Regions from separate parts of the Homo sapiens genome. Here region 1 is linked to region 2. The links are chromatin loops, found by intact Hi-C in ENCODE. Cell type or tissue: chondrocyte. All regions are shown on one strand. Each heading gives the region's core, and the rest is flanking DNA. Links, peaks and the distances in the headings are about the cores only. Region 1 holds the start of TTN (titin). Region 2 has its middle 150 kb from the start of SESTD1.

Region 1 (8,463 bases), core at 260-8,259, 610 kb after region 2:
CTAGTATTTGGTTTCCACAAGACTAGTTTACTAATTCTAACGATGGCATATTTAATTTTAAAACTAATGCATACCATGATATCATATACTGTCCATTACTATTCCAATAATAAGAACTCTTTTTCAGAGCAGCATATTAGTTATTTACTAACTGGTCCCTTCTTTCCTTTTCTTTCTTCTTTTTTCTTTTGTTCATTCATTTTTTTCTTTTCTTAATTCTGAATGTCACATAAACATATAAAGGCCTAAAGGCAAGGATCTTGACAATATTGCAAGGTGTATTAGGGTTCTCTAGAGGGACAGAACTAATATGTATATAGGGAAGAATATATACATACATATATATATTTATATAAAGGGAAGTTTGTTAAGTATTAATTCACACAATCACAAGGTCCCACAATATGCTGTCTGCAAGCTGAGGAGCAAGGAGAGACAGTCCAAGCCCCAAAACTGAAGAACTTGGAGTCCGATGTTCGAGGGCAGGAAGCATCCAGCTCGGGAGAAAGATGTAGGCTGGCAGGCAGGGTCTAGAAAAGTCTAAGAACAGTGACTAGACAATCAGCTTAAGAGGACAGACACTTGACTTTATGTTTATAACATATGGTCCATCTTCTTGGCTCTTGAGTTACCTGAATTGCATCATGTCAAGATGACGCAGGCTTCCAGATTATAGTCACTTCTTCCCTCTAGTTCCCGTAAGAATTAAAATGATTTGACTTTAGTTCCAACAAACATAACGTAACATTAATGTGCTTCACATTAGGTCAAATGAGTCTAAAAATACACACACGCACACTACATACCCACACACAAATATGCACAAACGTATCTTAAATAGATAGCCAATTGGTGAACACTCCAAAACAGAAAGATCATACATTTCTAGTGTTTCTTTGCCTTATGACTGGCAGATTCTTTGTAACACAAATCTCTCAGTGGGAATAATTTTCAAAGTATATAATATGAAACCAGTTGTTTCTGAATAAAGCAATCAAATAGAATTATAGCAGATGCCATCTATGGGGGTGGAAATGGTGCCACCAATACAGATACCACCACTTAAGTAAAGGAGAAAAATGTTTAAATAAGTACATGGCGTCATCTTGTTAACATAACTATACTACATTAGTTGTCAGTAAATTTAAACTGTTAAACATTAACATATTAATCACTATATAAATAAATACAAGATATGAAATACTCAAGAAATTGAAAAGTTTAATGCATGGCCAAATTCTTCCATAACAGGGAATATTTTTATTACAGACATAAAGAAATTTAACTTAAATTAAAAATTTTAGTCTCTTTTATTGATAAAAGTCTCTTTCCATTATCAACAAGACAATTTTCCTCCCTCTAAGTAGAGTTTCACAAATCTCTCAGCTGAGTCATTATAAAGATCTTTTGGTGTGCTCTTTTTTATTTGAAATATCTCTTGCTTGAAATTAAATTCAGTCCTAAAATAGCAACTATATCACCTCCTATCCACTTCCCATTAGTAACAGCAAACTCCAGAGATTAGCAGAACAGCATTCATGTGTCTGGAAAAGGAACCTTATGGATGATTTAAGCATAAGACCTGGCTACTTACTAAGGAGCAGTACACACATATTTGTAAATATTAATGCCAGACAAAAATGAAATCTGACAAAGGTGAAATCATTGTACTGTACAGACTAACCTAAGCAGAGTTCCAATTTTGCCTTTCAACATTATATCTTGCAGGGTTGTATAAGCAATAAGCTCATTAACATCAGTGTAACTGTCCCCGAAATACAAGTGGATTCTGGAGAATGTAGGTAGTACAAATGAGCTCTCTTCAACGTTAAGGTTTATAGCAACTGATTCTTCAGAGAACATGAAGCCTTATGCTTGAGATAAATTTCCTCATCTGCTGTCATGATTGACAGGTCCATTTGGTTTGTTTTATGGGGGAAGGGAACAGGACTGGGGCCTGACTCAGGGCACAGTCCTCAGGTTTGGGGCTCTTTTGTATGACTGCCCACAAGTGCTATCTACTGTCACACCTCTTTAAACCTGCATTTTCGGATTTTAACATCAGCAACCAATGCTCTTCTCTGAGCCTCAACACAGTTATTCTTTAAATACAGTTCTATTTCCTTGGTGAAGTCTCCTTTGAGGTACTAAATTTAGCACTGTCAATCAGAAGAACAGGTGGTATGTGACACTACCAAATAGGTCCTCTCCCATCATGCTTTCCTAAGACAGCCAATCACCCAGGGCCCTGCCTAAGGATGTGGGGCTGTCAGCAGATCTGGTGAATATAAGGGCAGGCCAGACCCTGGCTCTTGAGCAGTCGTGCATTCCCAGCCTCGCCTCGGGTGTAGGGATTGCATAGAAAAGCAAAACTACACAGTCTTGACTGTGTAGTTTTGTTTTTAGGATTAGAGGCTCACCGATTCATGTCGGAGATGGTCAGAAAAACCAACTCTCCATAGGACGTCGTTTCAGAAGCAACCTTGGGCTTAGTCCCACCCTTTTTAGGCACTCTTGAGAAATCAGGTGAGCAGCAACTTTTCTTATTTTAATAGTAGAGTCACTTTCTTATTGATCTCTGGCTCTGGATTATTTGTGTGTGCTAAATGCCTATGTACAAGTGTTTGTATGACTATTTCTTGCCAGTGCTGACCCATTATTTAAATCTGCTTGTTAAATTCTATTTTAAAATGTCTGAACATTTTTCCTTAAAAAGTTGAAAGCTTTATTATATCAGCTAAATGATTCCATGATTCAAATTGTTTAAGTTCACTTAATATTCTAAAAGTTGAGGTCTGAAATGTTGAGAGAAATGTTTACTTCTTTTCTAGACTCTCTTTGCCTGTTGAGAATGTTCAAGGTTATATTACTCAATGATAAAGTTAAGCACACCAAGAATAGCTCTGATAAAATGCATGTGGTATCAGCTACACCCTGATGACTTTTTAAGGGAATCAACTGCTGAGGTATCAGTTGCAGGACAGTGACAGAACACTTGCCTGCTGTCAGTCAACCTTGGAGAGTTTAGGAGAGTTTATTTTAAGAGCATGACATTTTAGACGCATACCTTCAGCCCCAGTTAGACAAAGGCCTGTGAAGAGCAAGTGCTAAGGCAATAAAATTTACCTAGACAATAGGAATGTAAGATCAATTTAAGCTGGTTAATTGCAACATAGTTGGAGATTTGGAATAAAATGATATAATTGTTTTCTAAAATATTCAGAATCTCTTCATGCATTTTAACTCAGCACACAGTCCAATTATATATTTTGAGATAAATGTTGACACTAAGAAGGGTAAGAAATAATGTTTAAAGGAAAGGTTTCTTACTTCTAAATACACTTTGATTTCTCATCTTCCTAGAATTTGATTACTAATTGTCAATGCCTGTAAATACATAGATATATAATTAGGTATTCTATGTCTAAGAGGACAGCTATTTTTAGATATACTAACTTATAAACAGACAAAGTTAGACACAGAAAGTTGTTCATCCCAAAGATAATATGCTACAAAAAGGAGTTTCTGACAAAAAAAATTTATGAAAGCTTTTGGATATTATCTGATTTTTCCAAATATAAATTTTATTGTCTCAGAGAATGCTGGTTTCATTTTTTTAACTAAGTAGAAGGTTACAGTAAGGAACAGAATTATCACTAAGAAGATTATTGCTCCATGAAGTTTTAGTAAACAAAGAATTTAATGAAAAATAGTAATGAAGTGATTGACAATTCAGAAATGTTCTATTTCAGAACAGAATAGTCATGTTGAATAATTAGGTATTTATGCATCAGAAAATTCTTCACATAATGTCTCTGAAACTGATAGGCAAAGTACTTTCTTGCACTTAACAAAATGACTTAACTGCAAATTTTATATTCGTTTCTTTGATGTTGAATATTTTACTTTATGAAAGCATAGGCCTTTTCACTTCATCTACATTTTACACCAGCCTTCCATTATTCAAAGTTTGCAAATTGTTCCATATTAAGAACTCAAGCCAGCATTTTTCTTTCAGAACTATAATAAACTTTGGCCTGTTCACTAAAATTTAAATTTTTCTGAATATTTACTTCAGCAGTAACAACATTTACTGCACAGTTACAGTATGAAGAAATGTTAAGAAATAGAAAGCACCGTATGCCGTCTACAAAAAGCTTGCATATTTGATAAGGCTTGCCAAAGCTTCTCCAGTCAGGAAAGAGATTACAAAGTTCAGATTTTTACTTCTGGCAACTATTTTAAGTAATCAGATAATGTCTGAATCAATGTCAACTTTATAAATATAGAGTGAACGAAAAATATTGGGGAGAAGGAAAATTTTTAAAATAATTTTCACTTACTAAGCTGATGCAGAGGTTTATTTATTTTAATTTTTTTTTTTTTTTTTTTTTGAGACAGAGTCTCATTCTGTCACCCAGGCTGGAGTGTGGTGGCACCATCTTTGCTCACTGCAACCTCCACCTCCTGGGTTTAAGCAATTCTCATGCCTCAGCCTCCCAAGTAGCTGGGACTACAGACATGGGCCACCACGCCTGGCTAATTTTTGTATTTGTAGTAGAGACAGGGGTTTCACCATGTTAGCCAAACTGGTCTCAAACTCCTGACCTCAAGTAATCCTCCCGCCTCGGCCTCCTAAAGTGCTGGGATTACCAGCATGAGCCACCACGCCAGGCCCAGAGGTTTATTTTACATTTATCACATGTCTTGTCTCTCTAATTACACTTCACTAACCCTGCATTGCTGTGGTTTTCTTCTTCAACTCTGAACCTGGTTTTCCACCATTGGTAAGACTGTATATTCCCTCTTTGACCACTAGGGTTCATTCCTTGTTCTGTTTGGCTAATACTTTTTTCCATTTCCCCTTACACTTGCTACTTTGGGTTAGGCTTTAAGTCAACTCAATGATGAACTATGCAAAACTGTTCAAGCCACAAAAGAGAAGACCTGCCCATCACTCTAGGCCCACAGATGACCTATGGAGCAATCCATTTGGAGAAACGTGTGTCTCTGCTATCTGCAAAGCAGCTCCAGAGTGACCCTTAGCTGGGACACCCTAATTTATTTTCTCTTCTTTTTCAGAGTGCCTAGAAAGATGACAACTCAAGCACCGACGTTTACGCAGCCGTTACAAAGCGTTGTGGTACTGGAGGGTAGTACCGCAACCTTTGAGGCTCACATTAGTGGTAAGCTCACACATTCACACTTTTGTTTTTTTTTCCTTTGCCTCCTCTCCAGTAAGTTAACGTTGCTGCAGGACTTGACGCCAAGTTTAAGCCCTGCTTTCACTTCGGAAAATTAGTCCAACACTATGGAAAGGTCATTTTAAGGGTATACCATTCACAGAGTACTGACAAAATCTGACAATATAATGGCTTGAAATGTTTTATTCATATTTATTATTCCACAAAGCAAAAATAATTAGTGTTGGATTAAAATTGCCGTTAGAATCCAGCAACTAAATAGGACCAAATTTAGTCATTCTATATTTGGGCTCAGCTGCAGAGCCAGACTGGAAGCCAAGAACTCAAGCCCAATAGAAGCCAGCCACAGAGCCATGGGGTAGGCAGTCTGGGCTGCCTGCTCTGGACACCTGAACTTCAGTTGGTTCACACGCAAAATAACAGTGCATCTAATTTTCCTCAGAGGCAGAGCTGTTCAGTAATTAACCAACTCCTCATTATTTTATTATTTTATTTTCAATCTTTATTGAGTGATTCTAATGAATTAAAAGACTTTCCAATCGTTTTGAAATGACAGAAAATAATATGCTTCTCGGGTGTCTCTATTTAAAAGGAAGCAAACACTAACCCTAGAATTTTATCTGAAAGGAAGTTCATCTCTTTTTTGCCTTCTTTTTCTTCCTCATAACTCAGTTTATGGATGGTTCAAAAAAATGCATGGTATCATCTTATGAAAAAATGGAGAGTAGTGTATGAACTATATTGTAAATAATTTTAAAATTAATCAATATTTTCTCTTTCTGTAGTATTGTAACGAGCCATGTAAGATGGATACGGATTAAAAAAAATCATGCTTAATTCTTAATTTAGTGCACTTCCATGGTTCATTGCCCACTTCTTTTTTAAAATTTTATGGCTTATAATAAAGATATAAAATAAAATTTCTTTTTTTCTCTTTTTTTCTATTATATGCACCAATCTTATTCATAACTGGATAATACTTTCTTTTACATTGTACAAATATCATATAATCATTGCTTATTTTCTATTGTACATATATAGACCAATGAAATTCCCTTTTCATTGGTCTATATATGTACAATAGAAAATAAGTCTTACCGACTTCCAAATAATTTACCTATTTATCTGGTAACACTCAGTAACTTCTGAACTGAGCAGAACACATATGACTTCAGTGGGAATTTGCCTCCTTGAGAAGTAGTGGAATCTGGCTACTTCATATCTTCTTGTTCCTTCAAACTATATGCAAATAAATTATTACAAAGACACTACTGAAAATATCCAATACCCATAAATCAGTCCAATAAACTATTTAATTGGCCATAGTGGGAGATGGGCTAATGTATAAACAACAAAATAGACTTTCTCTAGATTATCTTTACCTACCAGCGTAAGTAGATAGAGCATCAACCTTTATGCCAAGTGTGAAATAAATCATGCCCTGAATGTGCCTCGTACATTCTCAATGTACAGAGTTTTAATATATTTAAAACATCAAACCATGGACATGTAGTTCTTGGCTCTACAATTTATGGCAGATAAAGAGAATTTGGCTTTCTACCTGCAATTCCAATGATCCATGTTGTTCTGGAAGACTAGGTTTGGATTAGTCTCTTATGAGAAATTGCTTGTCCATGTTACAATGTTTTTACTGATTGCACTTGTGAAAGCAGAAGAGTCCAAGAAGACAGTGTCCCTGTAACCACAGAGGAGGGAGGAGGGCATGCCTCCTGGGCTTGTCAGGCAGAAACTGGAGATCAGTTTGCTGCTTTTGTTCTTCACTTGCTCTCAAAGAGGACAACAATCACTCTTTATTTCAAATTTTCCTTGGTTCTTCATTTTTATAAGTCCCTTTCATGATTTTAATGTTGTCTATTAAATTGCATCAGATAGAGCCCTAGGCAGGCAGGCAGGAGATGGAAATTCTAGTCCCCTCTGTGTCACTGCTAGCTGAAGGACCTTGGAAAAATCATTAGGCCTCTTTTGGTCTCAGTTTCCTCCCTTCCTGCCTTCCTAATGGTCTGCAGGTTTACACACTGATCATGCAACTGTAGGGTTTTCCCTATCATTAAGTGGCATTCCATGCTGGAAAGCTTTTACAGATTCGGACAAGGCAGTGAACATGATGGGACAGAGCAGAGGACTTTGTGGTGCCCATTCAAACATAAAGGTGAATTGTTCTTGCTCTTCAGGTTTTCCAGTTCCTGAGGTGAGCTGGTTTAGGGATGGCCAGGTGATTTCCACTTCCACTCTGCCCGGCGTGCAGATCTCCTTTAGCGATGGCCGCGCTAAACTGACGATCCCCGCCGTGACTAAAGCCAACAGTGGACGATATTCCCTGAAAGCCACCAATGGATCTGGACAAGCGACTAGTACTGCTGAGCTTCTCGTGAAAGGTAGGCTGCTGGGGACCTGCCAATCCTCTGCTCCCCCAGAGGACATCTCCAGCAAATTGGGAAAGGAGTCCAGAAAAAGCTATGGGCAGAGGTAGATGCAGCTCTTAAACTACAGAAGGGTCTACTGGAGGCTGAATTATTTATAACCAAGTTGTTTGCCTTTTGGAATTTAATTTTCCTCTAGAGTACATCGTAAAAGTGACTGAGAATCAGTTTCTCAATACACATATTAAACACTCAAAAGTATGTTAAGGAAATATTAAAAATCATGTTTCTCAGCAAGTAGAAAAGCTTGGAGCCTTGTTTATAAGTCCTTTAAGGAATAAGACATATTCTCCAGGGAAGTGTGAATCTCCAGGAATTCACACTTTAACAAGCATCCAGATAATTCTGATGCCGGTAGTCTACAGACCACCCATTTAAGAGGCATGTAAACATACCCAGAAGAAAATAAATGCTTGTTTATTATTCAAATGCATGACACTGTTTCCCCAGAAAACTTATCACCAATCTTAGTGGCCTCTGTTGTTTTTCTCTATCCTTTACTACCTAGTGAGACATTAGTATACAGAATATTGCATGCCTTTACATGTTTTATAACAATATCTTACATGAGCTACGTAAAGTTACATATGCTTATCCAATAAACTTTACCTTCAATGATGTTCAATTATAGGGCTATAATTGACCTAAGCAGAAACCACATCAAGTAACATCAGGTAGAACTTTAGCATGCACCCAGAAAATTCACAAATGGAAAATGCACAGGGTTGGCAGCACCTGCTGTTGTTTATTACTCAAAATCATGTCAAAGTTAATTCCACTCACTCCTCACACTTATAAAAAATTTCCTTCAACATAAC
Region 2 (8,463 bases), core at 290-8,289:
CAGCCTTGGATATTAGACTTTGTGGGGTGCATACTTCGTAAATATTTTTTTTCCGATTCTGTAGGTTGTCTGTCTATGCTATTGATAATTTCATTTGCTGTGCAGAAGCTCTTTAGTTTAATTAGATCCCAATTTTCAATTTTTGTTTTTGTTGCATTTGCTTTTGAGGACTTAGTCAAAAATTTTTTGCCTAGGCCAGTGTCTAGAAGAGTATTTCCTACTTCCTACTTTTTTCTAGAATTTTTACAGTTTTAGGTTTTATATTTAAATCTTTATTCCAGCTCGGGTTAATTTTTTTTTATACAGTGATAGGTAGAGGTCCAGTTTCATTCTTCTGCATACAGTTAGCTGGTTTTCCCACCACCATTTATTGAATAGAATATCCTTTCCCCATTGTTTATTTTTGTCAACTTTGTCAAAGATCAGTTGGTTGTAGGAATGCAGCTTTATTTCAGTGATCTCGACTCTGTTCCATTGTTTTATGTGTCTATTTTTGTGCCAGTGCCATGTTGTTTTGGTTACTGTAGCCTTGTAGTATGATTTGAAGTCAGGTAGAGTGATGTCTCCAGCTTTGTTGTGTTTGTTTAGGATTGCCTTGGCTATTTGGGCTCTTTTGGGGTTCCATATGAATTTTAGAATAGTTTTTTCTAAAAATGACTTTGGTAATATGTTGGGGATAGCACCAAATTCATAAATTGCTTTGGGTAGTATAGACATTTTAAAAATATTGATTATTCTAATCCATAAGCATGGGATTTTTTCTATTTGTTTGTGTTGCCTATGATTTCTTTCAGCAGTGTTTTGTAGTTCTACTTGTAGAAATCTTTCACCTCCTTGATTAGATGTATTCCTAGGTATTTTATTTTTTGTTAATTGGGATTACAATTTTGATTTGGCTGTCAGCTTGAATGTTATTGATGTATAGAAATGCTACTGATTTTTGTATGTTGATTTTTGTAGTCTAAGACTTTACTGAAGTCATTTATCAGGTCTAGGAGTCCTTTGGTGAAATCTTCAGGTTTTCTAGGTATAGAATTATATCATCAGCAAAGAGATAATTTGACTTCCTATTTTCCTATTTGGATGCCTTTCATTTCTTTCTCTTACCTGATTGCTCTGGCTAGGACTTCCAGTACCATATTCAATAGAAGAAGTAAGAGTGGACATCCTTGTCTTGTTCTTAGGTGGAATTCTTCCAAATTGTATTTGTTCAGTATGATGTTGGCTATGGGTTTGTCATAGATGGCTTTTACTATTTTGAGTTATGTTTCATCAATGTTCAGTTTGAGGGTTTTACCATGAAGGGATGTTGGAGTTTACTGAATGTTTTTCTGCGTCTATTGAAATAATCATACAGTTTTTGTTTTTTATTCTGTTTATGTGGTTTATCATATTTATTGATTTGCACATGTTGACCTATCCTTGCATCCCACTAATAAAGCTCACTTGATCGTTTCACCACGATGAATTAACTTTTTGATGTGCGAAGGCTGGATTCAGTTTACTAGTACTTTGTTAAGGATTTTTGCATCTAGGTTTATCAGGGATATTGGACTGAAGTGTTCTTTTTTGTTGTTGTTGTTGCATCTTTGCAAGATTTTGGTATTAGGATGATATTGGTTTCATTGAATGAATTAAAGAGGAGTCTCATCTTTGAGTTTTTGAAATAGTTTAAGTAGGATTGGTGCCAGCTCTTTTTGTACGTCTAGTAAAATTTGGCTATGAATCCATCTTGTCCAGGGCTTTTTGTAGTTGGTAGTTTATTTTAATCAGTGATTCAATTTCATTACTCATTATTGGTCTATTCTGGATTTCTGTTTCTTCCTAGTTCAGTCTTGGGGGATTGTGTATTTCCAAGTATTTATCCATTTCCTCTAGATTTTCTAGTTTGTGTGCATAGAGGTGTTCATAATAGTCTCTGAGGATCTTTTGTATTTCTGTGGGATTGGTGTGATGTCACCTTTGTCATTTCTGATTGTACTTATTTGAATCATCCCTCTTTTTTTCTTTATTAATCTAACTAGTGCTCTATCAATCTTGCTTATCCTTTCGAAAAACCAACTTTCAATTTGTTGGTCCTATTTTTTTTTTTTTTTTTTGGTTCTCAATTTCATTTTGTTCTGCTCTGATTTTTAGTTATTTATTCCGCTAACTTTGAATCTAGTTTGTTCTTGTTTTTCTAGTTCCTTTAGGGGTAAGGTTAAGTTGTTCATTTGAAGTTGTTCTATTGGGTACTCATGGACACAAAGATGGAAACATAAACACTGGGGATTCCAAAAGGGGGAAAGAGGTGAGGGAGTTGGGGAAGGTTTGAAAAACTACTTACCAGGTGCTATGTTTTCTACTTGAGTGATAGGATCACTGGAAGCCCAAACCTCAGCATCAGGCAAAAAAGAAAAAGGGAGAGAGTGGTAAATTTTATAAACTGGCAATTCAGAGAAAATAATACTTGAATGGCCAATAAGCATATGAAAATATGCTATATATTTCTTCATAATCAGGGAATATAATTAACATGACAATAATATACTATTACTGAACTCACATCCATTGTGGGTTTACCAGAATTCATGCTCATTCTATATAAACACACCTAAGACTCTAAGAGTAAGTGGGGACCCTGAGAGTCCGTGCTATTAATTTAAACCAGAACTTGCTTCAAACAAAGAAAGTAATCCAAATAACTAATCTAAAAACACAAATATCCAAAGAATGCTATCATATCCTTTCTTATTCACATTACTTCCCTGTGTTAGCTAAAGTTTACATTAAAAAAAAAAAAAATATATATATATATATATATATATATATATATATATATATATATTTTTTTTTTTTTTTTTTTTTTTTTTCAGACAGAGTCTCGCTCTGTCACCCAGGCTGGAATGCAGTGGTGCGATCTTGGCTCACTGCAAGCTCTGCCGTCTGGGTTCACGCCATTCTCCTGCCTCAGCCTCCAGAGTAGCTGGGACTACTAGGCACCCGCCACCGCGCCTGGCTAAAATTTTTTGTATTTTTAGTAGAGACAGGGTTTCACCATGTTAGCTAGGATGGTCTCGATCTCCTGACCTCGTGCTCTGCCCGCCTCAGCCTCCCAAAGTGCTGGTATTACAGGCATAAGCCACTGCACCCGGCCTAAAAATATTTTTAAAGGAAAAGATAGAATAACCTAAAGTTTCTTTTTCTTTGAGATATTTCTTATTCATCAGTGAGTCAAAGATAGAATGTTGGCAGAATGTGTGTGTAACAAGAAGTGAATAGAGCAATTTTTTTTGTATTTCAACTGTTCAGGCAGGAATTAAACACATATGCATACACGAACTACAAAATACTGGTAATTCTGCAAATGAGTTAAATACACTTATTAAAACTGGCATTGCATAATATCAAGTTGAATAGTTAAATTTATGCTAATAACTTAAAATTTTTCTTAAAATGATGATTACCCCTATTGGGTATCATAATTAATAAAATTACTTCAAAAGGAAAAGCTTTATATATTAGTATTTTCAATGGAAATCTTTCCTGCTTTTGAGCAAGAGGCCCACATTCTTATTGCCCTGAGCCCCAGACACAATATAGCCAGGCTTGTTAAAATCTGAACTATTCTAACTGTGACAAAAGTTTATTTTCTTATTTATTCAACCAACCTAGAGCTTTTTATCTTTCCACAAGCACCAAGTTTCAGCTGTTACTGAGAAATTGGAGAAGGGGGAGGGTAAAGCAACCAAGGGAGATGAGTAAGCAGTAGAACACAAAATTAATGCTGAAAGGCTGAAGTCATCGACCTGTTTAAGAGTAGGTTAAATGCCTTCATTTACATCTTAGCGTTATTGTAACAAGGATGTGAACACACCTTTTGATCTCATATCCACTACACCCCAGTGGGTGTGTAGTGAGATACTCATGGCACTTCTGTTGCTGCGCATGGGGATACCCCCTTTTCCCCCATCTACATCTTCCTGTCCTGTGTCATACCTGCTGTGGGGGTTAACAGATAACCAACCTTACTCCCAGCCTAAAACTCCAACATCCAGGTAATTAAACATTTTGTGTTTCAGGCCGGGCACAGTGGTTCAGACATGTAAGCCCAGCACTTTGGGAGGCAGGGGCGGGTGGATCATTTGAGGTCCGGAGTTTAAGACCAGCCTGGCCAACATGGTGAAACCCCACCTCTACCAAAAATACAAAAAATTAGCTGGGTGTGGTGGTGCACACCTGTAGTCCCAGCTACTAGGGAAGCTGAGGCAGGAGAATCACTTGAACCTGGGAGGCAGAGGTTGCAGTGAGCCCAAGTCGTGCCACTGCACTCCAGTCTGAGAGACAGAGTGAGACTCCACCTTAAAAAAAAAATACTCTGCCTTTCAGTTAAATATTTCCGGTTCTTTTCAGAGAGGGAAGTTTGCTACATCTGTTCATGTTCCTCTCCTTTCTTCCCTTCTACTTTGTTTGAAGGTCACTAAGTAGACCTTCTACTTAGTGAGCAGGTCTCTTCTTGAGTGTGCCTAACCCATCACAAACTTGGGAGCTGGGAGAAAGGGGACTTCCCAGGGAGCAAACGTAAGGATCGAATCCTGGCCCCTTACAAGTCCTGTCTAGAAAGTGACTCCATTTTGTCTTTAAGTCATGTCACTCTTCACCACAGTTGAGACAAACTTGGGGCTATTTCCCACCTCCAAAGTTCTGTGCAGCTCAAGAATGATTACCGAAGCTGTCTCAACCACAGAAGAGTTTGAAAAATGCCTATTGAGTGGTAGAGAAACTTATGATCCCCCTGTGACACATCGTGCCCCACTGTCAGCCTGGTCAGTGTTGAGACACCTACCTGGGAGCCCCACTTTAATAGGAGAGGAAGAATACCGGCCTCACTGGCTGTGCTTCAAGATGGCTCTGTTGCCTGGATCCCAAATCGCGGTTCAACATTAGCATTCAAGAGCTTCAGGGCTCCAAGCACCACACTATTGCCCCCTGGTGGATGATAGAGTAAAGTAGCTTTTCCAGGCTGAACATCTAGATGGAATATTTCTTCAAGTTTGGTTATTAATTTCATACATGAATTGCAGTAACTGCCTACTCTAACCTACGCTCTCTCTAGAACAGTGAAGTATTTTGCCATAGACCAGGCAGTTTAGACCCTCATTTAACTGGCAGTATTTCTCAATCATCAGCAGTTTCCACAACTTATCATTTATTGATGTTTCTACTGTCCACTGTAAGTCTACTTCTCCAGTCCCTAGCATGCTACTTTTTGAAAAAACAAAAAAGTCCCAAATAGCAATTACTGAACACTGCAAGAGCCGCTAAGTGTCTAGGGGATCCAGTACCCAGCAGTGGGGCTGGCCAGAAACTTCTAATTATAAGAGCAGTTAAGTCACCAACTTCCTCTTTCCTTCCATGAATGATATCGATTTCTTCAGAACTAGGTGAGTGTGGAGTTTGGGTAAAAAAAATGAATGTTCAAGCATTCTCACTAACTAGATAAATCTAAAGTCTCCTCCTGCTAGAAAACAACCAGATACTAGAAAATTCATGTAAAAAATATACTTCCTCATCTGAAAAATTGTATCTACCAAAAACTACTCAATGGCATTCTTAAAGGATAAATTTTCTCAAAGGAGAAATTTTATAAATTTTTCACTTAAAAATCAGTATTGAGAAAAAAGATAACTACTATAAACACTTCTATTCAACATGATGCTTGGGTTCTTGCACATTGAGATACCCCTTCCTAGCCCACCTATATTGTCCTCTTTTAGCACAGTAAGGGAAGAAAATAAATAAAAACAAATAAGGATTGGAAATTAAGAAAATGAATTGTTTATTCACAGATGATATTAAGATACAAATATTTTTAAAGAAATTATTTTAATTAATAATAATAATTCAAGGCTCCACGCACCACACTATTGCCCCATGGTGGGTGATACAGTATTACTGTCCACTCTATCCATCACTGGGCAACATGTCCATCACTGGGCAACAGAGCTAGACCCTGTCTCTGAAAAAAAAAAAAACAACAAAAATCAACCCCTTCTCTTTTTCATAGTGTCCTTTTTCACAATAGTTCCTATTCCTTTTTAACTCTAAGTATTTTGAAAGTCTTATGTTAATTCTTTTTGGATTAGTATCTGCAATTCTCAAGGTCTTAATTATCTTGTTTGTTGTATTTGCTGATGCTCAGCTAATTTATTTTGTGTGTCATTTATATTTTTTATTGTGAGATAATCTCCAGAAGGAGTTATTATTATTATTATTGAATTCTTTTGTCATGAAAGTATCTTACAGAATAGTTTTACACTTGTTTCTTCTAGAACCCAATAGATTTCAAAGATTCAACTATGTTTTTATGTTATGTTCTCCGCTGTGAGTTCCCAAGCCATGAAGTACTACAAATGTATACCCCATATCTAAGTGTGGTACAAACTTGAGGTTATAATTTCTAATACATGACTTCTTTTCTACTGAAAACACAGGACAAATAAAAACATTTTCACTCTTTCTCCCAGTCAAGGGCAGAGTTTTTCTGGTCCCCCTTTAACAAATAGGGCAGTACATCCAAGATCCAACATTTATCCAGCAGTGTCAGTTCCATTTTCTGTATCTTCTCAGGACTGAGGCCATGTCACCTGCTCTAAGGAAGCATTAGAATCCCAGCAGAAGCTTCAGTCTGGTTACAGTCTTTGCTCACTGCTTTAGTTTTGATTTTTCTCTTTTCATCTGGTACACAGATTTCTCTTTATTTTGAGCTTGATTATATATTACAAATGTTTTAAGTGTATCTTTTATCAAACATTTTTATGGGTTATATTATGAAGACCTCATCTATGTTAATGTAGATCACCGTGTTGGTAGAAGTTTCATCAATGAATTTTCTTTTTTAATATGTTTTAATACTCACTCAGTCTTTTGAGTGCTAGTTTGCCTTTAATTTTAATGTTTTGAATCCTTCTTATAAAATAAGATATATATACAGGAACAAAGAATAATGCAACAAACACAAATGTCCCCACTACCCATCTTAAGAAAAAAGTGCTAATAGAGGTTATGCCACTGAGTACCTACCTCAAATAGGATACCCTTCTCTTCTTCCCAGCAATAACCCTTTTCATAATTTTAGTATTGATTATTTCCATATATTTCTTTATTCTTTTACTATATTCTTAAATAGCCTTAATGGCATGGTTATACATATTTTAAACTTTATGTATATATAAATTTTGTATATATCTAAACTTTATATATATAATATATATAAATATTATATATTTATATTTTTATATATACTTTATATGTATATAAACTTTATATACATATAAAGTTTAAAATATATATATACACATATATGTGTGTGTATGTGTTTGTGTGAATGCATATAGTACCACATTAAGTTGCTTCATTTTATTCAACACTATGTTTTTGGATTCAGTCATGTTAAAATATGTAGCTCTGGCTCACTAATTTTCACTACTGTATAGTGTTCCTTTTTATGACCATTTCACAATTATTTATCTATTCTCATAGGCTATGGTTTGAATGTGTCTTCCAAAGTTCATATATTAGAAACTTAATCCCTAATGCAACAGTGTTGAGAAGTAGAATCTTTCAGAGGTGATGAACAGATGCCCTCATGAATGGATTATTGCTGTTATGGGAATGGGTTAGTTACCATGGGAGTGGTTCCTTATAAAAGAATGAGTTTGGCGCTCTCTCTCTTTCTCTTTCTCTCTCTCTTCTCTCTCTCACATGCTGTGTCACCATGCAATGTCTTCCACCGTCTTACAATGCAGCAAGAAATTCTTCATCAGATGCAGATCCTTAATCTTGGACTTGCTAGCCTTCAGAATTGTGAGCCAAATAAACTTCTATTACTTGTAAATTACCCAGGCTGTGATATTCTGTTATATTAACACAAAACACTAAGACCTCACATCAACAGATATCTATGGTATTTCCAATATTTTGCTACTGCTGACAATGCTGCTATGAACGTTTTTGTGTATGTGTACGTGAATTCTACAGGAGTGAATATACTGACTTGTAGAACATTTGCATTTTTAGCTTTACTAAAAATTGACAGATTTATGTAAAGTTGTTATATAAAATTTACATTTAGTGCCTCCTCTATGTATTGTAAACATCTTACAAATTCTCCTTCCCTTTTGTTTCCCTCTCAATACCTTCCACATGGATTACAGATGCTTTACTAAACTCTTTCTCCTGTTCTAAAGTCCCAACTCCCAAATCTCTGCATGTTCTTATCAACGTTCTGCAGGTCTTTTACTCTCATAGGCTGAAACTCTTTAGGATAGCAGGAGTACTTGGTTGGCTTCACCACCTTCCATTTGCCCTTGACCCGTGAAGGTAAAGGTAAACATCCCAGCCACCTCGTAAGTAAAGATTTTTTTCTCCTTTTCTAACTCATTTTAATATAGGAAATTCTCTCATGAATAAAATTATTTAAAT

What was found. Peaks named below come from ENCODE experiments on the same cell type or tissue, not always from the same donor. Only the 100,000 strongest peaks of a DNase experiment are listed, where the experiment ranks them.
Region 1: it touches region 2 in a loop (2.9-fold over the local background); 5 of 110 quality-filtered maps call a loop at or near these places.

Annotation. Positions count from the first base shown.
Region 1 is chr2:178,801,275-178,809,737 of GRCh38, reverse strand. It overlaps TTN (titin), which reads left to right and starts at 2,315. Exons shown (of 363, transcript NM_001267550.2): 1 at 2,315-2,526; 2 at 5,083-5,186; 3 at 7,397-7,600. The coding sequence starts at 5,096. In chondrocyte, for the core only: CTCF peaks have their summits at 4,618 and 4,818; no DNase peak of the experiment used is centred there.
Region 2 is chr2:179,407,583-179,416,045 of GRCh38, reverse strand. No RefSeq gene overlaps it. Among named protein-coding and RNA genes, the nearest start is that of SESTD1, 150 kb to the right of the region's middle. In chondrocyte, for the core only: CTCF peaks have their summits at 4,748 and 4,972 (motif pointing left); no DNase peak of the experiment used is centred there.